4 separate regions of the Mus musculus genome follow, and regions 1, 2 and 3 are each linked to region 4. A link is a loop called in an ENCODE intact Hi-C map of the cell type or tissue named here. Cell type or tissue: heart. All regions are shown on one strand. Links, peaks and the distances in the headings refer to the core of each region. The heading gives the core; the rest is flanking DNA. Region 1 overlaps Ppp1r9b (protein phosphatase 1, regulatory subunit 9B). Region 2 holds the start of Pdk2 (pyruvate dehydrogenase kinase, isoenzyme 2). Region 3 has its middle 13 kb from the start of Dlx3. Region 4 overlaps Col1a1 (collagen, type I, alpha 1).

Region 1 (5,501 bases), core at 1,153-3,652, 62 kb after region 4:
TCTGACAGGTGGGCTTCTTGGAAGAAGTGATATTGAAAGAGCTGCAGGCCAAGCAGGAGCTAGCAAGGCCAAGTGAGGATATATAAAAGGTTCCTTGTAGTCAGGTGGAGTGGCTTAAGCCTTTAATCCCAGCATTTGGGAGGCAGAAGCAGGTGGATCTATGTGTTTTGAGGCCAGCCTGGTCAACACATAATGAGTTCCCAGATAGCCAGGAGTACATAGTGAGATCCTGTCTTGAAAAACAAAACGAAAATAAATAGAGATAAAAGGTTCCCTGTGAGCACAGAGCATCATGCATGCAGCATGACTCTGCCAGCTGAGCTATGTGCCCCCAGCCAGGTGGAAACCAATGGGGCAGGAATGTAGATAGCCAGGGATGCAGGGATGGATAGGATTGGGCTAGTTGTGGCCATGTTCTGGAGCCAAGGCTGCTCATTGCGTGTGCATAGGTGTGTGTGCCTGTGTGAAATATCTGTGGCCAGAGGCCTGGGGTTCCGTAAGTCAGAAGGTTCTCGAAGGGCATTAGAGCTCTGGCACCCGGGCTCCTCTGTGCCAGGTTTTCGGTTGTGTGTGTTGCAGGGGGAGGAAGTGGGAACGGCTAGGCTTTCCCTCAGGAAAGCTGTGAAGGGTTGACACCCACACCCCCTCCACGTGCCAGGCATGAGTGGTGAGGGCTGGGTTACTGTAGGTAGGGTCATGTTAGAGGCATGGGGGCCCACGTAAGAGGGCTTTTGCCTGCTGCAGCATAGGTGGCAGGAAAGCAGCGGGGACAGAAAGGATGGCGTCCTTCGGGCACTTCCCTCCCTTTCCAGAGCTTGGCCATTGCCACCTGTGTGCTAGCAGAGCAGGTATGTCAGCATCCTGGGCGAAGGTGGCCTATAAGGGGGAAAACTGCTCGCCTCAGGCATTCTCTCTATTTCCACCTGAAGCCCCAAGAGGCTCAAAACCTCCCAGGAGGTGGAAGAAGATATCCAAGTCTTCCCCCATCTTCTGCTCTTGTGTGTGTGTGGGGGGCAGGACACCCCCACAGCTAGATTGTGCCGGGGTGTGCAACTTTGTGGATGTGGATTGGTGTGTGAGCAGGAGAGGAGAACGCTTGGGTTCAAGGCATTTGGGTGGGCATTGGGGTAGTGGCATATGTCATGTAAAAATGAGCTCTGAGCAGGTCACATCACCCCATTGAGTATGACTGGAGACAAGAGTATGGTTGTTCCAGGAAGTATGCTGGCCACCTTTCGTAGTCCTGGATAACTGCATCTGTGTTGCCTGGCTCTCTCTCGGTTCTCTCGGACCTTTTCTGGGAACCTTGTCGGGACTGAGCCTTGAGTTTCCAGTGGGAAGAGTCCACCTTTAACCCAGCTCCTGTCCCTCTCATGACCCCCTAACCAACCTCACTTTCCCTAGGATCCAAGTGAACGACCTGCTGGTGGAGGTGGATGGGACGAGCCTGGTGGGAGTGACCCAGAGCTTTGCAGCCTCTGTACTTAGGAACACCAAAGGCCGAGTGCGGTGAGAGTCAAGGGAACAGTCAGAAAGCTGGTCCTCTCCGCACCAGGTCCCTGCCCGGGGAATTGTGCCTGCAGCCCCCTGCCAGGCCTGCCTTCCCATCCTGAGATCCCTGATCACCACTGAGACTCAGGCTTCCACTCTCCTTGTTCCTCCATGTTCTCCTCTCGGTTTATTCTCCTCTTCTTCTGCCTCTGGCTCGCCTATGGAAAACCAAACTAGCTTCTCCCACCTAGAGCTTCATCCCAGGTCCTGTTGGGCTCCACTAAGTCTGTGTGCTCCTCTGGCAGGTCACCTGGGAACTGCTGCCTGCCCCACTTCTAGAGGGGCACTGCCCCCAGGAAAGGGTGTTAGAGAGAAACAGGATGTGGGTGGCCAGGGGAGGGGGGAGGAGCTGATGCCTGGAAGTCCCACTGTTTCCTCCCCGTGCTAATCTGCAGTTGCCATCATCCTGCCCCTTCCTGACCCGGGGCTTGGAGCACACCCAAGTCACACCTCTACAGGCTATTCCCCATTCCCGAGGATGGGCCATTTTGCCCACTCCTGTGCTGTTGGCTTGGCTTGGCTTTGTGGTTGTTGTTTCCTCTTTGGTGGGAACAGCTCCTATGCCGAGAGCCCCTGAGCCCATGTCCCCTGTAGCCCCGAAGCATGGTTGACAGCCCCTTCCCACAGCTGGCCAGGAAGGTGAGCAGGTCTTCCTGCTTCTCCTGGTAGGCAGCCATGTGAGAGCCCCAGCTCCCCTATTCATTATTTATTCTACAGCTTCTGGACTCAGGCTCTCAGTTCACCTCCCCTGGGAGGGCCTAGGTTTGGAGGGAGGGCCCCACACAACAAGGAAGGCAGTGGCATTCCCAGCTGTAGCCAGGCTGGGGTGACGCCAGAATGACAGATGACTCTGGTGCCCCTGCAGGTTCATGATTGGCCGGGAGCGGCCTGGAGAACAGAGTGAAGTGGCCCAGCTAATTCAGCAGACCTTGGAGCAGGAGCGATGGCAGCGGGAGATGATGGAGCAGAGATACGCCCAGTATGGAGAGGATGATGAGGAGGTAGGGCCGTGACTGCCCTCTGGTGGTTAGATGAAGCAGCGCACTCATTTGCCTCAACTACTTTTTCCAGGCTTGGTAAAACAAAAAGCAAAAAACAAAACAATAACAACAAAAAACCCCCAAGTCCCAGGGGAACTTATGGTCTGAGAGAGAAGCAGACCCTCCCCTCAGAGAACTCCGGGTCAAACAGGAGAGTCCCACTCTTCTGCCTCCCTATAATTAGAAGGAAAACACAGTCCTCTCTGAGTCTTTTCTCTGGGGGGAGCCCCTAATCTAGGGAGCCTGATTAGGAGAGCGATGGGTCCTCAAGGAAGCCGAGTTATGGAGGAAACAGTACAGGGGGTTCTGCAGGCCTGCAGTGTCCCTATTCTAGCCGTGGAGACCCCCCAGTCCAACATGAGCATACTGCTGCTGGTGTCCGGCCTGGCTGCAGGGTTGCTGAGGGAAGTGGAGTAGATGGACCCACATTGCCTGCATCCCTCCACAGACAGGAGAGTATGCCACCGACGAAGATGAAGAACTGAGCCCAACGTTCCCAGGGGGTGAAATGGCCATTGAGGTGTTTGAACTAGCAGAGAACGAGGATGCGCTGTCCCCCGTGGAGATGGAGCCCGAAAAGCTGGTGCACAAGTTCAAGGAGGTTGGAAAAGGGGGGCCCTGGGACAGTGGGGGAAGGCAGATGGGTAGCTGGCCCTAGGAGCTGAGTGCCACCCTCTGTCCGCAGCTCCAGATCAAGCATGCTGTCACTGAAGCGGAAATCCAGCAGCTGAAACGGAAGGTGAGGGTGCGCGTGCCTGTGTGCTCGTGAGTGCCTGCTGAAGACCCCGGCTGAACGCTGGAGGAGGGAGCTCTGCCTTCACACAGGCAGCCTCCTAACATACGACGGTTTACCATGGGCTACTGTGAGACCAGGGATATCAGGATTAAGGGCCCAAGAGCTCTGGCCCATCTGTTCCCCTATTCATTCACTTGGGTGTCTTCCCCCTCATATGTAAGGTGTGGTATAAGAGCATAGAGCTGGGTAGATGAGAAGCCACTGGGACGATATATGGAAATCCTGCAGCAGAGCCAGGAAGGCTGCAGCCTGCTTTAGGGTCAGTGCTCAGTCGAGAGTCAGTATCAGCAAGTCCACGGTGATGAACCAAGTCTTACTCCTTGTGTATGTGTGTCCTGCTCAGCAGCCATCCACTCTGCACGGGCCCTGAGATAAGATAGAGACTTTTTGACACAGTGGTGCATATAGTGACACACGCCAGCCTGAATCCACAGACCCATTCAGTTAGACACCTACACACTCCGTCTGCACCGATAATGATTTCCAGACACCCGTGATCGATTCTGTCAGGGGCATTGTGGCCTGAGTAGGTAGACCCATTCTGTCCTTGAGGTTCCAGAAGCGCACAGACACAACCACCATTCAGGCCACCCGGCCTAGGAAGAGTGTCAGAGGACGTGCACAGTTTTACCTGGGCCAGCAGCACACATGCTCGTACTAACAGCACCAGCTGGTAACCACACATGGCTACTGTACATGCCTACCAGATGCTTACAAGCACATTGGGTACCCACACGCTCCCAGGCATTGGAGACACACAGATTTCTATATATTGAAGGAGTCCCAACTCCCACGGGGTTTCCGGGATAGTAGGATAAACCAATCTCCAGGGGCCATGGAGATGCAGCACAATAGGAATATGTGTGTCCTCTCCCACATAGATGGAGGAGGGCAGGGGACGGGCATCCAGGGCAGTGCAGGGGTTTCTGGGAGCTTGCAGGCTGACTTTGGAAGGAGGCCTGGTAGGGTATGGTAGCTGTTCCTGCTGAGAGAGGTGAAGAGGCAGCTAGATGGTGGGAAAGCTAGAAAAATCGACACTGTGTAGACCTCACCCTTCAAGAACTGTAGCCTCGGTTCTGCAGGCACGGAGCTGTGGACCCTAGAATTGTGTTCGAAGTTCACCATCTAGGAAATGGGGGCGGGTGTGGGAAGGAGGCTTGGGGGTAAGAAAGACTTGAATATGGACAAACTGGTTAGAGGCTTTGTCGGAGGCTGTCAGGGAGAGTCAGGATACAGGCCAGGGATGAGAAGGAAGGACCAGGCTGCATTTTTTTGGGGGGGTGGGTGCTCTCAGGACATGAAGCAGACGGTGGGTCACAGGTGGTTTCAGGAGTCACAGGTGGTTTCAGGCTCAGAAAGCAAAGAGGCATTCAACTGACAGACATCTAAGGTAACTTCCAGACAGCTAATGCCACTTCAGGCACAGTTAGGAGTAAAGGCAGAATTGACCCTGGTCCTCGTGTGTCTTAATGAGTCTGCATACTGTTATGTTTCTACCTCAGCCTCTAGCTCAGGAAGAACCCTGTCCCGTTGCAGGGCAGGGAATGCTGCCCTACTGAAGTCCCAGCAGGCTTCTCTGGGAAATTGGTACACAACAGGCTTACAAGGAAGGGTAGATGGGGCATTCCTAGCAGAAGGAACTACCTGAAAAGGCCTTGTGGCAAGTGTGAGGGTCTGCAGGAAGGCCTGAGGCATCTAGGCTTAGAAAGCACGAGGTGTTTGCAGCAAGCAAGACAGAAGTACAACCAGGACCCGTTTGGACTGCTGTGGGACAGCAGCATCTTCCACCAGGCAGGGAAGTGATAAGAGCAGGCTCAGGCTGGGGGGGGGGGGGGTCCAGGGAACAGTGCCGTTTGGGGCATGGTACCTCAGACTTCGAGGTGGGTCTAGATTAGGTACAGGATCCTGCGGGAGCTCAGGACTTGGGGCTCTGTGCATAGAACTGCTGTGTGAGGTGCTGCTGTTTGAAGCTACAGAGAGCAGAATGCAGACTGAGCTGTCAGGAATCCAGTCCCCTGGGAGCTGGAAAGGGGCTGGATTATTCAGGAATCTCCAAAGATAGGGACTGGTCAACAAACCAGGGCTACAGAGGGCTGGCTCAGAGCTGGTCTGGT
Region 2 (5,501 bases), core at 1,487-3,986, 100 kb after region 4:
GCAGGCTGAAATGACCATGGGACCTATCTGTGGCACACAGCAAGGTAGCCCTCCTAGCCTTGCGATGCTTGAGTTTTCCCCAGACATCCTACCACGTGGATGTCAATTTAGGAACAGAGTGTATCACCCACTGACCCTCAGTGAAAACCCTGTTTGTTAACCAGGGAAACAAGATGTTCCCGGGGCTGACTCTGAACTGTTCTGGCGTGATTCACCTCACTTTCCTTTCCATCTCTCTAGGTGGGCACTCATCACAGGGGGCTAGCCCAGGGTGCAGAGGCACCTAAGAAATCCTTTTCTCCATGGGGTGCTAGGACTAGGTTCCCAGGACTGTAGGAACTCAGCATTATCCCTGAGGCAGGCCATCTCATCTAGGCTGAGGAGACAGATGAATGCCAATGTAGAATTGGCCATGTTAATGACCATCTGTGAGGCAAATGGGGACCTTGGTCCAGGGTCAAGATTAACAGGCAGTAGAGGAATGAGCTGTGTCAGCTAGAGACAGGAGACCTAGGATCAACAGCAGGCGATGCTTCTGTAACTTACTGTATATCATCAGCAGTTTTCCCCAGATAGGTGGACCGAACTACGGCCAAGTCCCTTCTAGCTGTGGCATTCATTTGGCGGGGACTTGGAGTGGGCCCTGGAGGATTTCCTACACAAGCAAAGCTCACAACTCCAACTGAACAGGGAGTAACAAGGCATATCCTGGAAAACAGGTGCCCAAGTCCTGTCGGCCATCTTCCTGTCCTCCTGCCTGTGACACAGCCAACTCTTGAGAGACCTGGGTCCACTCCCTACACCAGCTGGCACCAGGGAATACCTTGCAGACAGATGGGGGCCACACAACGTCTCCATCCTCCACTCCGCAAAGCTTTCTCCTGCCCCAAAGCCACCTCCACCCTCAGAACACCGAGTGGGTGATCTTCAGAAACCCAGGGGTAGCCATAGGAGGGTGAAAGCCACCTGACTACCTCATGGTAAGTTGGGCTCTGCCCAGCTAGGAACCGCTGCCAGGTCAGAACAGATTTGATCTTCAAGTGTCCTTGCCCAGTGGGCAGCTGCAGTGGGTGGAGGCTCACCAGTCAGGGGAGTTCCCCTGTTAGCACCTCCTACTTCAAGGGGCCCCCTTCCCACCTGCCCTGGCTTTTCTCCCTTGCTCTGTTCAGAAGTACCCCGCCCTTCGTGCACAGCACAGGTCTTCCAGATGGCTGAATCTCCTTAGCACTCCAACAGCACGTCTCCTGTTTACTCTTGGCTGCCCACTCTCAGTGGCCGGGATCTCCCACTAACTCTATCATGTCTGGATAGGGTCCTATGCCCTCACTGTCTCTTACTCTCCACGATCCCTCGCAACGCTTTCTCCGCGCCCCCATTCTTAGTTAACTGTGAAGGGGGCACTCTTAACTCTTTGTGGGCAGCCAGGTTGGCCTCGCCGTTTACCCATTCCTGTCCATACTCTTCCAAGCCAACCCTCCTACCACCCAGGACCTCTTCCTCCGATGTTAACCTCTCATTGCCAGGGTCTCCTTCCCCGCGCCCACAGCCCCCGGTGCCCGCCTACGCCGACTCCGTACCGAAGTCTAGAAACTGCTTCATGGACAACGGGGACGGGGAGAACTTGCTGAAGTGCTCGATGTACTTGGGTGCCCCTGCCAGGGACGCATTCTTCAACAGCGCCCGGACCCAGCGCATGGCGACGGCGCCTGCGGCTCGGGCTTGGATCTCGCTGCTGTCCCGGGGCTGGAGGCGCTGGCACCGGCCGTCAGCTCGGCCCAGCTTAGCCGGGAGACGGGCTTCGGCCGCCTCCTCCCTACCCTTGCCCTGGCGATGCCTCCAACGCCTAGCCAATCGGCTTGTCCCGGCGCCCCGACGTCGCCAATGGGCGCGCACAAACAACTCTGGGAGAACCAATAGCCTTGCGCTTCGACACGTGGCTCTCCTCGAGGCCCACCTCCTTAACCGTGAAGGTGCTGGAGACGGCCTGTTGTTTTCCTGGGCTGTGCTCAAGTCCCGCCTCCTGTCGCCAACTACACTTCTTGGGGGCCAGCCCCGAGTTAACCCTTTCTTCCCCAGAGTCCCGCTAACCCTTCGTTTGACGTTCTACTTTCCCTGGTTCTTTCCCCTGTCTCCTTCTTTAAAACCTCCCTTCCCTGCCCTGTCCCTTTCCTAAAGGCACCTGTTTGACCTGACAACCTGCTTACCTGCTCTGCTATAGGGGCTCACAGTGGTTTCTCACTCCTATGATGGACCCAGAATGAACACTTGCAAAATCCGAAACCAGTATGCGAGCTTATACTAAGCTATCCTATATGCGTGCAACCCGCTGACTTCCATAAATATCCAAAAAGCCCAAGAAAAGGTCTCTCTCTCTCTCTCTCTCTCTCTTTCGAAAAAGATCCGATATCAGGGTGGGAATGTAGCTCAGAAGGCATGGCACTTGCTCAGTATGCATGAAGCCCTGTATTGATCTCTGGTACTTGGAAAACAACAACAAAAACAGCCAGAGCCAAACCCCCTTAGGACTGGCAGAGGCGGGAGCAGGAGCTATGGTCAGTGCTAATTTTAGTTAAGTTCCATTTTATTATTACCTCGCTCATTTGACTGAGCATAAAACCTTGCGCGTCTTGCACAACCACCTAAGAAGGTAACCTTCTGTGCACCTAACCCGAGACGAGCAACTGTCTGTGCCGCTGGCTTCCTTATTGCGAGTCCCCAGGAGCTAAGGCATCTTAGTGGTTAGCGGCTTGGGAGCCCAGCCCAGTCTTCCTAGCAGTTCCCTGCCTCTTCCCTGAGAAATGTCATGCGCCCTCTTTTGGTAAAACTTGGTATGTGCCCCACTCTCTGGGCCTTCCTAGGTTCATTACTATTGATTATCCAGTGGTTTCCCGGCCTTTACTATGGCCCTGTGAAGCACAGACAGGATTGAGGTTTGGCCTTTAGGAAGTCCTGGTGCTCCTCTTGGAGGCTGAGGCAGGAGGAGATCTGTCCAAGGCCCACCTGAGGCAGTGTGAGTTTAAGTCCAGCCTGGGTAATTTAGTAAGATCTTTTCTCCAAAAGGTAGAGAAGGTGGGTTTGAGCTGGTAGTAACTCAGTAATAGAGTGTTTTCCTAGAATATGCAAGACTATGGGTTTGATCCTCAACCCCCCCACCCCACACACACACACACTGCAAGTTATAACAGTTTAACTGTAGCCAACACAAAACAAGAGTTCACCTTGGAAAGCGTAATGCTGTGGGCCAGGCACTGCTTGCTGGATTATTATATCGTTTCCTCCATTTTATAGGCAGGAAAACAGAATTAGCAAGCATTCTCAACTACAAATCTGGCCTGGTTGGTTCCAACACACAGAGCCTTTTCACTTGAAAAAAAAAAAAGTATCGGTGTATACCTTTAATCCCAGGCAGAGGCAGGAGGATCTCAGAGTCTAAGGCCAGTCTGGTCTACAGAATGAGTTCCAGGACAGCCAGGGCTACACAGAGAAACCCTGTCTTTAAAAAAAAAAACAAAAAACAAAACAAAAAAAAACCCAAAAAAAATTTTTTAAAGGATCTATTTATAATCTGTATGTGTGTGCACCCAAGTGAGTTTTTGCATACCACAGCACATAGGTGTCTGTGGGGCTGGAGGGCATCTGCTTGCCTGGAATTGGAGTTACAGGCGGTTACGAAGCTGGTGTAGATGCTGGGAACGCAGCCCAGGGCCTGTGCAAAAGCACACACAGTAAGTACTCTTAACTGCTGAGCCATTTCTCCTGGTCCACCTTTCCACCTCTTACTGGAGCCTTTCCAGTTATCCCAGTATCCACTTTGGCTCCATTCCTTAGCTTCATCTTTTCAGATTGCCAGGCTCAACAACTCCCAACTCCATCTACCTGCCGCCTTGCCCCAGCCTCTAATCTTTAAACCACTGACAATGCTATCTCTTTTTACTTGGAGAGGTGGTGGGGTGGGGGTGGGGTTCTGGATCGTTCTTCTCAACCTCCTGTACCTATTCTTCAGGTCTTGGCTGCTTAGCCATGTCCTTTTGCTGAGCTCCTGGGCTGGGCTGGGCTCCCTACGTGCCTCTCCTGATCTTAGGATGACATGAGAGCTTCTCACAAAGTGGGCTAACTGCTGATTCGTGGGTCTTCCCCACTGGACTTTAGTTTAAGGAGGACACGGGTTGTGTCTGACCTAGTCGTTGCTTTATTTGCAGTGCTGAACACACAGCCTGGCATGTAGTAGAGCAGACAGACAGAAGAAAGGAAGTGAGGTTGGCAGAGAGGCTTCAGGTCTGTGAGGGAGGATCGCTAGACATCGACCAGCCTAACAATTAGAGGTGGCGGGTAGCACAGAGGGTGTACTTTCAAGGGCCAGGCCAATTGGATGGGACCTCTCTTCCTCCCCCTGCCCCCTCTCTCCCTTCCTAAAGTCAGCTTGGGTCAAACCTGATGATGGACCTAGCACGGGAGAGGATGAGTTCAAGAAACCTGATACCCTATCACGGGAGAGGATGAGTTCAAGACCATCCTGATCCACATAATTTGAGATCAGCTGGGGGTGCGTCAGGTCTGTTCTCAACTCCCCTCCCTCCCTCCTTCCCTCCCTCCCTCCCTCCGTCCCTCCCTCCCTCCCTCCCTCCCTCCCCAAATCCAGGCCAGGAGCGTTTGATGTTAGAATGAACCCAGCAGGAACAGGCCACAACTCTGACAGGTAAAGAAAGCACTCCCCCATGTATGGCGCTCTCCCTAAAACTGGATTTCCGTGAACTCTGTGCTTGAATCAAAATCTCTCATGTGTGGCTTGCTGTGGGGTGCTAGGTCCATCGCCAAGGGACCAGCTAGGGAAGGGTATTACCCCTCCAGACTGAACGGAGATTGGTCAGGACGAGGGGCGTTGGGGCGGGGGCAGGTAGGAGCAGACACAGCAGTACAAACTGGGAACAGTTTATTTATTTTAGTGAGAAGCCCATATACAAAGAAGGCACAGGATCGGGGAAGTTGTTATAGTACCGTGGGGTGGAGGGGACAGAGCTGGGGAGTGGGCCTGCCTGTGGACCGGGATGGGGAGAGGACCTGGGAAATCAGCCTCCACTGCTAGAATGGGGATGCAGCCCCTGGGGGAGGGGAAGAAAGCCACAGGCAGCTCAGAATCTCATCTCTGTGGTCAAGGGAGCAGAGTTAAGTCTGGCCAACTGGGGCAGGGGCTGGGCCCTCCCCTGCCATGCTACATTCAAGTATCACACCCCACGTGGTCTCGTGGGGATCTCCAGGCCTTGCCCAGGCTGAGGTGGTCAGGATGGATCAGAAGTCTCTCCTCTTCATCCTACCAATGTCTGCTGCGCCAGGACCCTGCTCTCTGAAGGATGCCGCCATGCTCCAGGTCAGTCCCAGCACAGTGTGTGCGTCCAGGCTGCCCACGGTCTCTCTTTGTTCCTTCGGGCTGCGTTTCTTGCCAGCTCTCTCTGTAGCCACGATTTTAGAGATGCACCCATAAAGCCCATTCCGGCGACCTGCTT
Region 3 (5,501 bases), core at 1,566-4,065, 170 kb after region 4:
ATTAGAACCCAGGGCTGGAGTGAACACTATCAGGTTCCAGTGCCTTCCAGCCTGAACCATCTCTGTCCCACGACTCTCTCTCTTTACACAAATAAACAGGCACCAACACACCAGGAGACACAGTAAATTACTTATGCTAAGAAATGGTGACATCTGCGCCTAGGGTCAAACCATCACAAACTTCAAAGCTTACCAATCACTTGGGAAGCAGGAGCACCCAAGACCAAAACATGTCAGGTACACTGACGAGTCAGCTGGTCACTTGTCACAAACTCTGTCCAGGAAGATTATCCTATCCTAGGGCTCCTGCCCCTGTCTCTGTGCATCCGCTGTTTCTCCTGCTCGTGACATTCATCCTGCTTCAAACTGATCCTCAAATGGCCTGTCACCTGGACTTATTTATTTACTTAGCTTGACAGCTGTGTGGCGGAGTAGCTCTGGGCCTTTGGTTCATAAAATTTCTTATCTGGTTTCCTTCCTGTAGTAGGACTCCTTATCTGGTCCTCCACAGACTTCCTTGAACTTCAGGTCAGCTCTGCCTCCCGCAGGACAGTCAGTCGGCCTGTAACCTGTGCATCTGTGTGTTCTTGCGAGAAGTGTTAGTGTGGACTCTGACAGCTAATATTAGGAGTTGAGATTAGAATCAAAGAAACTGTTAACAACCACAGGAAAAAATCAGAACAACTGGCAAATCTCTGCCAACCGAACCAAGGCGGCTTGGGAATGTATTGTTTTTTTTCAATAAATTCTGATATTGTGGAGGACACAACGCTCTATGTTTCTGATGTAATATGTTGAGGATAACTGGGGATGTGGCTCATGGGTTGATGTTTGACTATCATACCCCATTTTAGCATTAGGACAACACTGTTGAAGTACTAACCAAACCAATACCTAGGTGCTTCTGAGAAGACTGGCAGGCATCTTAGCCAGAGAGTAAGTGACCTAGGTACAGGTGGGAGGCAGGAAGGCTGGCCTTCACCGTTAGCCTTGTAAAGACGGGAAGGGAGCTCTGAAAAGAAATCGCTCCAGGATAGAGAGAGTCAGGAAAAGAGAAGGAGGGGGGAGGGGAGAGGGAAGGGGGGGAGGAGGAGGAGGAGGAGGAGGAGGAGGAGGAGGAGGAGGTGGTAAGGGCTAGGGGAACCAGGGCTGGAAACCCAGAACACGGTGTTCCCAAGGGTGGAAGGGACCATGGCCATAGAAGGCAAGTCCTAGACCCAAGACACATAGAAAATGGTCAGAGCAGAAGCAGTCTGCACGAAATAAATTCTACTCACCTGTCTCTCGACTCACATCAGCATTCAGAGATGGAAGAGAGAAGGCAGCTGAGAAGGGCAGGGGGCGGGGACAGAACATAAAACAAAACAAAAAAAATCCGAGGGGAACAGAGCAGGAAGAGAAAGAGAGCCACCGAGAGGAGACCTTGGAGCAGCGCACAGTGTTGAAGAAGACCTCTGAGGGGTGCAGGGAAGGAGCGAACAGAGATAGCCCCGCAGAAGCCCAGCTAAAGCAGACCCACAGACCCAGACCAAGGACTTTAAGCCGCCCCCACCCCCACCCCCCGCCCGCATTCTTCCTTCCGGCTGACCTCCCCGACTCAGCCCGGAGGGAATGCGCGGAATGTGATGAACTGATAAAGAGCGGAACTCCCACTCCACCTGGCACCCGAGCGCTTGGCGCGCCAGGCCTTGCCCACCTCTTAGATGTACTTGCAGGGAACACAACACTAATGGGGAAGAGGACTGCTAGGGAGGTCTCAGTAGAGCGCCTCGGATGTGGGGCCAGCGGCCAGATGCCAGAGCTGTGGGCACAGCTAGATGCCTCCCAGCTGAGCTGTGCTGTGAGTCGCCAGACCCGGGACCCTGGATAAGGGAGGATGTGAGCTGGGGCAGAAGTGGCAGATCTCTTCTGGAATCAGAAACCTGTTCAAAGAATGGTTTCCAAGATACTCTCTGTCCCCTGTAGGCTCAGCATCCTTAGGGTGTAAACCCTTGAAGCCCCGTGGTTCTTATTAAGGTGGGAAGCAGGCACCTCCACGTTAGATCAGGGCAACTCCTTGGGCAAAGGGTGCCAGGTACTGGGTGAGTTCCTCAGTGCCGCCTCCTACACATCACCCTGCTTGGCACAGGTGGGTGGGTCCCCATGATCTCCTTCTACACATAGTTGTGTGCAGTAGACCACCTTCATCTGGACCATGCATGCAGGGCTCTGTGTGAGGAACTAAGGCCTGGGCAGTGTACAACCCCAAACTCCCTGGTCTTTAGAGGATGTCCTTAGGAGGGGACCCTGTCAACAGCCAAAGAGAAGATGCTTCCAACACACCGGAAACTAGTGACATGGGGGGTGGGGTGGGGGGACGGAGGAGGGGCAGCGAGGGAGATTCGAAGAAAACAGATGGATTCCCAAGCATCCCAGGCCCAGGCGTCTCTAGTACCCATCCTCAGCTCCCTGGCTACTTCTGAGAAAAGCTGCTGAAGAGAGCAGAAGGAAGCAGCAGGAGAGGGGGCTGGGATTGGCGGTTTGAGGTTGAGCGTGTTTAGAGGAAGAAGAGAGATGGGGAAAACCTCAGCCCCAGGGACCATTGTGTGGCTACACCTGAGACCCGCTGCGGGCGACCTGATACAGGGCAGCGATCCAAACATTGCGCAGGGCCCACTGCCTGCTGGCTCTGCTACAGAGGGAAAGGATAGGAGCACCATCCCAAGTGGCTGCAGCGGGAAGAAACCCAGGCAGTCCGCCATGTGGCTTAAGACCTGGCCCACAGACACCTGCCGCCATTGTAGGCCTGACCAGCGACAGCCTGTACCGCCCGCTGAGCAGAGAGGGAGGGTGAAGTGCCTAGAACATCCGTCCACCTTGTCCTAGCCACATCTAAAACAGTGCCTCCTGGCACAAAAATGTGCTTGGGGAATAGAAACCATGAATGAATGATAATCGAATAAATGACCGAAGGATGAATAAGCAAACCCATCACTCAACCGAGTTATCCTAATTCCCAGCCGCTAGTCCTTTGGAAGTGGGCGGGCCTGCCACCTGGTGGTGACCATGGTAACTGCAGTCACTATAAGCGCCTGCCCCCACAGTGTAGGTAGGATCTGGAATTGGCTCTTCCTCAGGTTAGCCTTGAATTCACAATCCTCTTATCTTGAGATCATAGGCTTATGAGTGTGTGGCGCGAGCCACTTACAATTCTTCGTAGAAAGAGACTTCTAGGGCTGGAGAGATGGCTCAGCGGTTAAGAGCACTGACTGCTCTTCCAGAGATTATTCATTCAATTCCCAGCAACCATCTGTAATGGGATCCAATGCCCTCTTCTGGTGTGTCTGGGGACAGCTACAGTGTACCCCTATACATAAAATAATTCTTTTTAAAAAATAAAAAAGGAAGAGACTTCTAATGCTTGGAAAAGTCCACCTCCAGTTTGATCTTTTTTCCTCTCTCTTGTCCCACCAAACAAAGAGAGGGTAGGCAGGGGGCTTCCTGCCCTCCCCACAGAGAAACAGAAGAGCTATAATGAACTCTGGCTGCTGCCCTCTGCCTTTTTTCCAACATCTGAATCTACAAAGTCAGTGGATGTCTCTCAACTCAAGTGAAGAAACTGCCCGGCTGCTCTCCCTTGAGAGGGCAGGTCCAGCCAGCCCAGAGCCACATGCCACTATTGGCTGGGACAGAGATGAGAACCACCAGAGTCAAGGCTCCAACTGGGTGACATGCCTCTGCTCTGAAGACAGAAGGCATCACTGTGTGCCTTTGGGCAGGTCTCTCTCCCTCTCTGAGCTTCATTCTACATTGGTAAAATTGGGGCTCTGACACACTGCGGCTTTGTCTGTCTGTCCTGGATAAACACCCTCAGCATCTCTCTCCACCCTCTACCTTCTCTTCCCCCTTTATCCTGCATCTCAGCCTCCAGGGCCAGTTGCAGGACACATGGATGCTCAACTGTGTATTTGTTTTCTATTGTTGGAAGGACACGCCCAGATGTGATGAACTCACTGATATTTACTCTGGCATTCCCACTAGGTATAGAACCCCAATTTGACTGGGACAAATCAAGTCTCATAGGCCCTCGGAGGATGGGGCCTTGGAAGGGCACAGCCTGTTTGACAGCAGCAGGTAGAAGTATCCATGTGACTCCTTGTCCCTGTCCCAATCCTGGTTGAAGTGCCCTGCCCCTGAAGCCTCCATGGTGTCCCACAGAGGCCAGCCCCATTCTGGGGGACACTGTCTCAATCCTACAAACCTGCTTCTTTGTGCCATAGACTCAGTGTTCAACTCAGGCAGGGCCCAGGCTGCCAGGCTGTCTCACACACTGCTCCAACTACTGAGATTTCCTATCAAGCTCACAGGACTAGGCAGGTAACTTGGCTGTTGTTTTTGTTGTATCTCTTCCTATCTTAAGATAAAATCTGGGGCTGGAAAGATAGCTCAGTGTTGTGTTAGAAGCACAGCTCCAGACAGACCACACCAGGCCAAAGAGAGAGAGAGAGAGAGAGAGAGAGAGAGATCAGCGGGAGGGGTCTTCCTTTTATTTGGATAGTGATGTAGCCGCAGGTAAAGGTGGGAAGTGAGCCAAGTGGATTCTGGCAATATGGTGGCGGTTGCCTTGGCAACAGGTGTGCAGGTCGCTGTCGCCTAGGTGAATTGTCAATGGGTTCGGAGCCAATCCTGACACCAACACTCAGTGATTAAGAGCACTCCTTGCTCTTCCAGAGGTCATGAGTTCAATTCCCAGCAGCCACATGGTGGCTCACAACCATCTGTAATGGGATCCAATGCCCTCTTCTGGCACACAGGTGTACATGCAGATAGAGCACTCATATACATAAAATATATAAATAAATCTTTTTAAAAAGTAAAATCCTGGGGCTTTTCTCTACTTGCTCCTCCCAGATGTTCTGGGGAGGCACCTCTACTCATCTCCGGGGAAACAGAGTTTGTGTGGGCCCTGGGAGGTTTATTGTAAGGAATTGGATAACATGACCGCAGAGGCTGACATGTCCCAGAAGTCAGCTGCACATAAAATTAGCCGTCCATGGAGCCTAACTCCCTCTATGTACCCACCCTTTTGGGAACAAAGGCTGCTGTTAGATATTGTGCATCATCCAGGGACCATCAGGGTTGAACCTAGAGTGGGGAAAACCCAGGGAACCTAGCAAGTGACTAGTCAGATGGGCTGAAAGGGGCGTGGACTCCCATGAGTCACTGTGCTTCCATACAGGGAAGTAAGGTATCCCTGCTTAGCTCCACAGAGCCACAATCATGTCCAGGTGACTGGGCTACAGGAATCCAGGGAGAGAAGGTGATGATTTTTTTATTGTGGTTTTTTTTGAGACAGGGTTTTTCCTACAGCCCAGGCTGATCTGAACTCTATGGAGGACCAGCCCAGAGCAGGGCTGGCCTAAGATCCCAGGGGCAGCCTATAGTTGTTGTATAGTCTTGGCTGGGTACAAGATGTAGAGGACAGGGTAGGAAGCAATTGTGACTGTCCTTGAGAGCTTGCT
Region 4 (5,501 bases), core at 1,309-3,808:
AGAGCACTACGAGTCCTGGTACAGCACTTTACAGCGCACAGGCTGAGAAGGAAAACCTGGGTTATTGCGGACCCTCATCTCCAGACTAGGAAAATAAAAGCAGGGATGGATGGGGTAGCTCTGGTCTTTGAAAGAAGTGACCCAGGCCGAGTAAAAGTCGGTCCGCCCCTGCATTGCTTAGTTTTGCCCGCCACCTAGTGGTTGCCTTGATCAGGTCCTGGAGCGGTGGGCGTGGTTAACTCATCATTACTATTTGTAGACTTGACTTCTTTGGCTAAGGAGATTCCAAAGCACTACTGGCTTTGAAGGACCCGGCTTGTCTAGTTAGCAAGTTTTCAAGATTCCTGGGAGCTGGAAATTGGGATGTATCTAACTTTAGGGATACATTTTACTACACTGGACAGGGCTCCACTGAAATCAGCCCCTCCACATTGTAGCCCCGCCCATTCCGCCCCACCTGCCCCGGGAAAGGAGGTGGGACCAGGGCTGAATTTCCCCTTCTCTCCTCCCACCCCCGCCTCCTGTCTCCGCGCAAACCACGTCCCACGAGCCCCCACCTACTGCGTAGGAGCCCTCCTACTCTCCTTCAGCAGGCTTTTTTATTTCATTTGGTTCCCGCGCGCGTGGGCTGAAGTTGTTTGGAAGAAACCCCAGTCTAGAGCTTTGTTTAAATTCCTGAGAACTGGGACGTTATAGTCCTGGCCAGGCGCCCTGGTGCTGTCACTGAACGTCGCCGATATGGAGCAGACCTGCATTTAAGGATTTGAGGGAAGAATATAGGGAGTGGGGGGAAAGATTCAGGAAGTGGGAAGTCTCCGTGCGCCTCTTAGACAGGGCAAAGAGTGAGTAAGGCTGGGATCCCTGGTGCTCCGGGGTAAGGTCTCTGACCCGCACACATCCTGTGTCTCTTCCCATTTGCTCAGTCCCTGAAGTCAGCTGCATACACAATGGCCTAAGGGTCCCCAATGGTGAGACGTGGAAACCCGAGGTATGCTTGATCTGTATCTGCCACAATGGCACGGCTGTGTGCGATGACGTGCAATGCAATGAAGAACTGGACTGTCCCAACCCCCAAAGACGGGAGGGCGAGTGCTGTGCTTTCTGCCCGGAAGAATACGGTACGGTTCTGGTCCTAGGGTTAAGGGAGGTTGGAGTCCCTCCCTCGCCTATGTCTTGAAAGCCTATAACACCCCCAGGTACCTTAGTAAATTTACTTCTAACTGAACGTTTTTCTCCCCAGTATCACCAAACTCAGAAGATGTAGGAGTCGAGGTAATAATCTGCTCCCTACTTTCCTCCCACCCGTCCACGACCCCCACTGTCCTCCAATAAACTGCAGTTTTCTTTGCTTCTCTTAACGGCCTTTTGTTTCTTCATCCTCAACCCCACAGGGACCCAAGGGAGACCCTGGCCCCCAAGGCCCAAGGGTAAGCATCGTATTCTAAATGAGCTGGGAAACTGGAGGGGGCGTGGCTCTGATTTGTGCTCATAGCAGCCCCCTCCGTCTCTTGGTGCAGGGACCCGTTGGCCCCCCTGGACGAGATGGCATCCCTGGACAGCCTGGACTTCCTGGTCCTCCTGGTCCCCCTGGGCCCCCCGGACCCCCTGGCCTTGGAGGAGTAAGTAGATCTTGGAGACCCCAGAGGGGTGTGACTTCCCGTTTTGTTTGTTTGTTTGTCTGTCTGTTTGTTTGTTTTTCTTTGCTTTGGTTTTGTCAGACATAGTTTTCTATTTTAAAATAATTATAAACTTACAGAAAATAGAATAGAATAGAACTTCTATACACTCTTCAACACAACCGCTTTGCCACTTTCTGGGCACCCAGTTCTCTATGTCGCTGTATGTCCTGGACCATTTGAGACATAAGTTGCCAAGAACGTGCCCGTGACTTACGATCTTAAGTGCATTTCCTAAGAGCAAGGGCATTCTATGGAACCATAGCACCAAATTTAATGTTGATCTAGCCTGATTAATATTGCCTGATATGCAATCTCATTTGCAGATTTCACCAATGCCTCCCAAAATGTTCTTTATAGCATTTCTCCCGCCCCCTTCCTGTCTAAGACCGCCAATTGCATTCCATTGTCTCATTCCTTTGGTTCCCACAAATGTAGACTGTTTCTGAGACTCTATGTCATCCTTGACTTGGGAAGGTTTTGAAGAGTCTGGCTGTTGGGCAGAGGGTGTTATTTTATAGGTTCTTCTGTAGTTTGGGATTGTCTGGTTAGATTAAATTCAGTCGAGGTGTCTGGTACAGGAATATCTTACAGGCTATATTGCTGTCTCCCTGAGTTAATTACTTCCGGAAGCCTACATCCGTTTGTCCCATTACTGCTAATGCCTCCTGGCTTTCAATTTACCATCCAGAGTCCAATTTCTCACACATTCTCTCTTGTTTTTCTAGAACTTTGCTTCCCAGATGTCCTATGGCTATGATGAAAAATCAGCTGGAGTTTCCGTGCCTGGCCCCATGGTGAGCCACCAGGGGGAGCAGTGACCACACAGAGGATAGGCATCCCGAAGAGAAAGGCCAATGATGTCCTGCAAGGGGGTGGTACAGATAGCTTGGGAGGTAAAGGCCACCTTAGGGACTTGAGATCTACAGTAGATGCAAGTCAGACAGTGATCCCCACAGGAAGAGGTAGAAACAGATTTCTGCCATACTGCCTTTATTCACAGATATCAAAAGCCCCTCTTTTTCCTTCTGTAGGGTCCTTCTGGTCCTCGTGGTCTCCCTGGCCCCCCTGGTGCACCTGTACGTATCTAAGGGTCTTCATGGATCATTTTGGGCATGTACTGTTGCGGGGGTGGGGGAGATGGGGATGAGGGCAGAAGGCTGGTAGACATCTCTTGTAAGAGGGAGACAGCCCGGGAGGAACCTGCCTTTCTGAGCCTATCCTTCTCTCGTGTTCTTCAGGGTCCACAAGGTTTCCAAGGCCCCCCTGGTGAACCTGGCGAGCCTGGCGGTTCAGTAAGTTAGTCCTCCATGCCGACACACCTCCATCTCCACAAATTCTCCTATGGAAAGTCACCTGTACTGAGAGAGGGGTAGCTTGTCACCTCCTCGCTCCAGTCTTCCTCCTTATTGTCTCTCATCTAAGAGTTCTAAATGCTTCTCCTGTCCCCTCTAGGGTCCAATGGGTCCCCGAGGTCCCCCTGGCCCTCCTGGCAAGAATGGAGATGATGTAAGTACCCCTGGGGAAAGACACTATCAAATCCTGTGGCCTTCTCTATGTGGGTCCTGAAATCTTCCCAGCAGGGTCTCAGCACCAATAACCAGGAGAAGTCAAGATGACCCTTGGCAGTCATCTTTCCACTGAATAGAATGTTTTAGTGAGGCAGCCTCCATCCCCACTTGCATCCTCACCCCCATCCATCTCCATCCCTTGGAGTAATCCAGGTTTAAGAGTTCTGGGTGAGCAGATGTGGAAATGAATACACCACTGTAGATATAAACTGAGTTTTAGGTTAGAAGTTAGATTTGGTCCCTTAAACTGAATCCACCCTTCAATGGGGGATAGAGGAGCATTGCCATAATGGGCTTTTCTCTCTCTGTAGGGGGAAGCTGGCAAGCCCGGCCGTCCTGGTGAGCGTGGACCTCCTGGACCTCAGGTGAGCAGGATGTGAGGGTGGGCCCAGGGCTTACTGCACTGGGGATACATTTAGGAGCAATAGTCACAGAGCCCTTCCTTCTGACACCCTTCCAAGTCCTCATTTGCCTTTCTCTCCAGGGTGCTCGTGGATTGCCTGGAACAGCTGGCCTCCCTGGAATGAAGGGACACCGAGTAAGTCTCTTTGGAGTCACTGAAGCTCCCAAAGCCCCAAGTCACCATTCTCTCCCCTTCCCTAAGAGATCCTGTTGTGAATCATGTTAGATGGTAGCTAGAGATATCTCAAAGGTCATAGGTTAGACATCTGAAAGGACTTCCTTTTGTGGGGGAAGAAGTCCCAATAAAGAGACTGGCTGGATGATAGGTGAATTGGGATCTACTTTAGCTCAGAGACAGAGAGATGGCTGGAGATCTTCCAAAAATTATTGTCAAATCCATGTGGGTGTCAAAGTGGTATACTCCCCCAACAGGGGTCTTACTTCATCTCTTTTCCCCCCCATTAAGGGCTTCAGTGGTTTGGATGGTGCCAAAGGAGATGCTGGTCCTGCTGGTCCTAAGGTAAGATACTGATGAGAGGTCCTGAATGACCTGTGCCCAACAGTCCTACTATGAATGCTTCACTCTGTTCTCTGTTCCTAGGGAGAGCCCGGCAGTCCTGGTGAAAACGGAGCTCCTGGCCAGATGGTAAGTAGGCCAGCTTGAGTGACAGGGGGCGCTCCAAGAGGGAGGCTGCAGAAGAGGGTGTCTCCATCTCATTCGACCTCCCTTGGTTTCGTTTTTAGGGTCCCCGAGGTCTGCCCGGTGAGAGAGGTCGCCCTGGACCTCCTGGCACTGCTGTAAGTACTCCTGCCCCCCTTGGATGCCCCGGGCTCTGGTTGCAGTTCCCTGGGGACTAAGGGTACTGGCCACTGCTCAGGGGACATAATTGGGCTTCCCCTCTCTCTTACAGGGTGCTCGCGGTAACGATGGTGCTGTTGGTGCTGCTGGACCCCCTGTAAGTATGGCCTTGACTTTGAGTATGGGAGTAGGGTGAGACCTCAGGGTCAGCTCTTGGGGCTGACATCAACTTTTGAAACTTAGAAGCTCTTAGTCTCCTCCACCTTGTAGCTAAACTTCCATTTCATCCACAGGGTCCCACCGGCCCCACTGGCCCTCCTGGCTTCCCTGGTGCAGTTGGTGCTAAGGTGAGGCACGTTCTTTCTTTGAACATGATTGTCATAGGCAATGGGCTAGGCATCACCCAGATCAGAGAAGCCCAGGGTGGCAAGAATGAAGCACACTCTACAATCCTGGACTCAATCCTGGTGTCCCCTTCCTAGCTCTCAAAGTCCTCGTCCTTGCTCCCCCGCCCTCCAACACCTGACATACAGAAGTAATGCTGGCTGCCCCAATCTGATTTGTCCTTTCCTCCGATCTAGGGTGAAGCTGGTCCCCAAGGAGCTAGAGGCTCTGAAGGTCCCCAGGGTGTGCGTGGTGAGCCCGGACCCCCTGGCCCTGCTGGTGCTGCCGGCCCTGCTGTGAGTGTCCTTCCTGCTGCTGACCCCTGTGCTACCCGCCAACTTCACAGTTCTAGGCTTTCACTCACCCTCCTTTCTCTATGTGACAGGGAAACCCTGGTGCTGATGGACAACCTGGCGCTAAAGGTGCCAATGTAAGTCTCTAGCAGCCCTCCTCCCATGAGCCACCTGCCACCTGCCCCATGCCCTCCACCCTTGGGCTAAAATGTCTGTCCTGACTCCTGCAGGGTGCTCCTGGTATTGCTGGTGCTCCTGGCTTCCCTGGTGCCCGAGGCCCCTCTGGACCCCAGGGCCCCAGCGGCCCTCCAGGTCCCAAGGGTAACAGTGTAAGTATAAGACTCTCCCTTCTGCCTCGCTTGTTCATGAGCTCCAG

Evidence for each region. Peaks named below come from ENCODE experiments on the same cell type or tissue, not always from the same donor. Only the 100,000 strongest peaks of a DNase experiment are listed, where the experiment ranks them.
Region 1: a loop joins it to region 4, with 4 times the contacts of the local background. A loop is called at or near these places in 8 of 42 quality-filtered maps.
Region 2: a loop joins it to region 4, with 4 times the contacts of the local background. A loop is called at or near these places in 9 of 42 quality-filtered maps.
Region 3: a loop joins it to region 4, with 2.7 times the contacts of the local background. A loop is called at or near these places in 7 of 42 quality-filtered maps.

Annotation. Positions count from the first base shown.
Region 1 is chr11:94,998,803-95,004,303 of GRCm38, forward strand. It overlaps Ppp1r9b (protein phosphatase 1, regulatory subunit 9B), which reads left to right. Exons shown (of 10, transcript NM_172261.3): 4 at 1,405-1,509; 5 at 2,417-2,552; 6 at 3,040-3,192; 7 at 3,277-3,330. Among named protein-coding and RNA genes, the nearest start is that of Gm51875, 7.8 kb to the right of the region's middle. In heart, for the core only: a CTCF peak has its summit at 2,576 (motif pointing left); DNase peaks (open chromatin) are centred at 1,939, 2,439, 2,971 and 3,349; H3K27ac peaks cover 1,729 bases.
Region 2 is chr11:95,039,562-95,045,062 of GRCm38, forward strand. Pdk2 (pyruvate dehydrogenase kinase, isoenzyme 2) reads right to left here and starts at 1,810. Exons shown (of 11, transcript NM_133667.2): 1 at 1,578-1,810. The coding sequence starts at 1,695. It overlaps Itga3 (integrin alpha 3), which reads right to left. Exons shown (of 26, transcript NM_013565.3): 26 at 4,914-5,501. In heart, for the core only: a CTCF peak has its summit at 2,821 (motif pointing left); DNase peaks (open chromatin) are centred at 1,900 and 2,830; H3K4me3 peaks cover 1,484 bases; H3K27ac peaks cover 1,449 bases.
Region 3 is chr11:95,104,006-95,109,506 of GRCm38, forward strand. No RefSeq gene overlaps it. Among named protein-coding and RNA genes, the nearest start is that of Dlx3, 13 kb to the right of the region's middle. In heart, for the core only: a CTCF peak has its summit at 3,043 (motif pointing left); DNase peaks (open chromatin) are centred at 1,636, 2,139, 2,656 and 3,046; H3K4me3 peaks cover 491 bases; H3K27ac peaks cover 740 bases; H3K27me3 peaks cover 474 bases.
Region 4 is chr11:94,936,987-94,942,487 of GRCm38, forward strand. Col1a1 (collagen, type I, alpha 1) reads left to right here. Exons shown (of 51, transcript NM_007742.4): 2 at 924-1,118; 3 at 1,241-1,272; 4 at 1,392-1,427; 5 at 1,518-1,619; 6 at 2,405-2,473; 7 at 2,711-2,755; 8 at 2,918-2,971; 9 at 3,132-3,185; 10 at 3,559-3,612; 11 at 3,732-3,785; 12 at 4,116-4,169; 13 at 4,251-4,295; 14 at 4,394-4,447; 15 at 4,561-4,605; 4 more. Among named protein-coding and RNA genes, the nearest start is that of Col1a1, 3.5 kb to the left of the region's middle. In heart, for the core only: a CTCF peak has its summit at 2,477 (motif pointing right); DNase peaks (open chromatin) are centred at 1,485 and 2,505; H3K4me3 peaks cover 60 bases; H3K27me3 peaks cover 1,471 bases.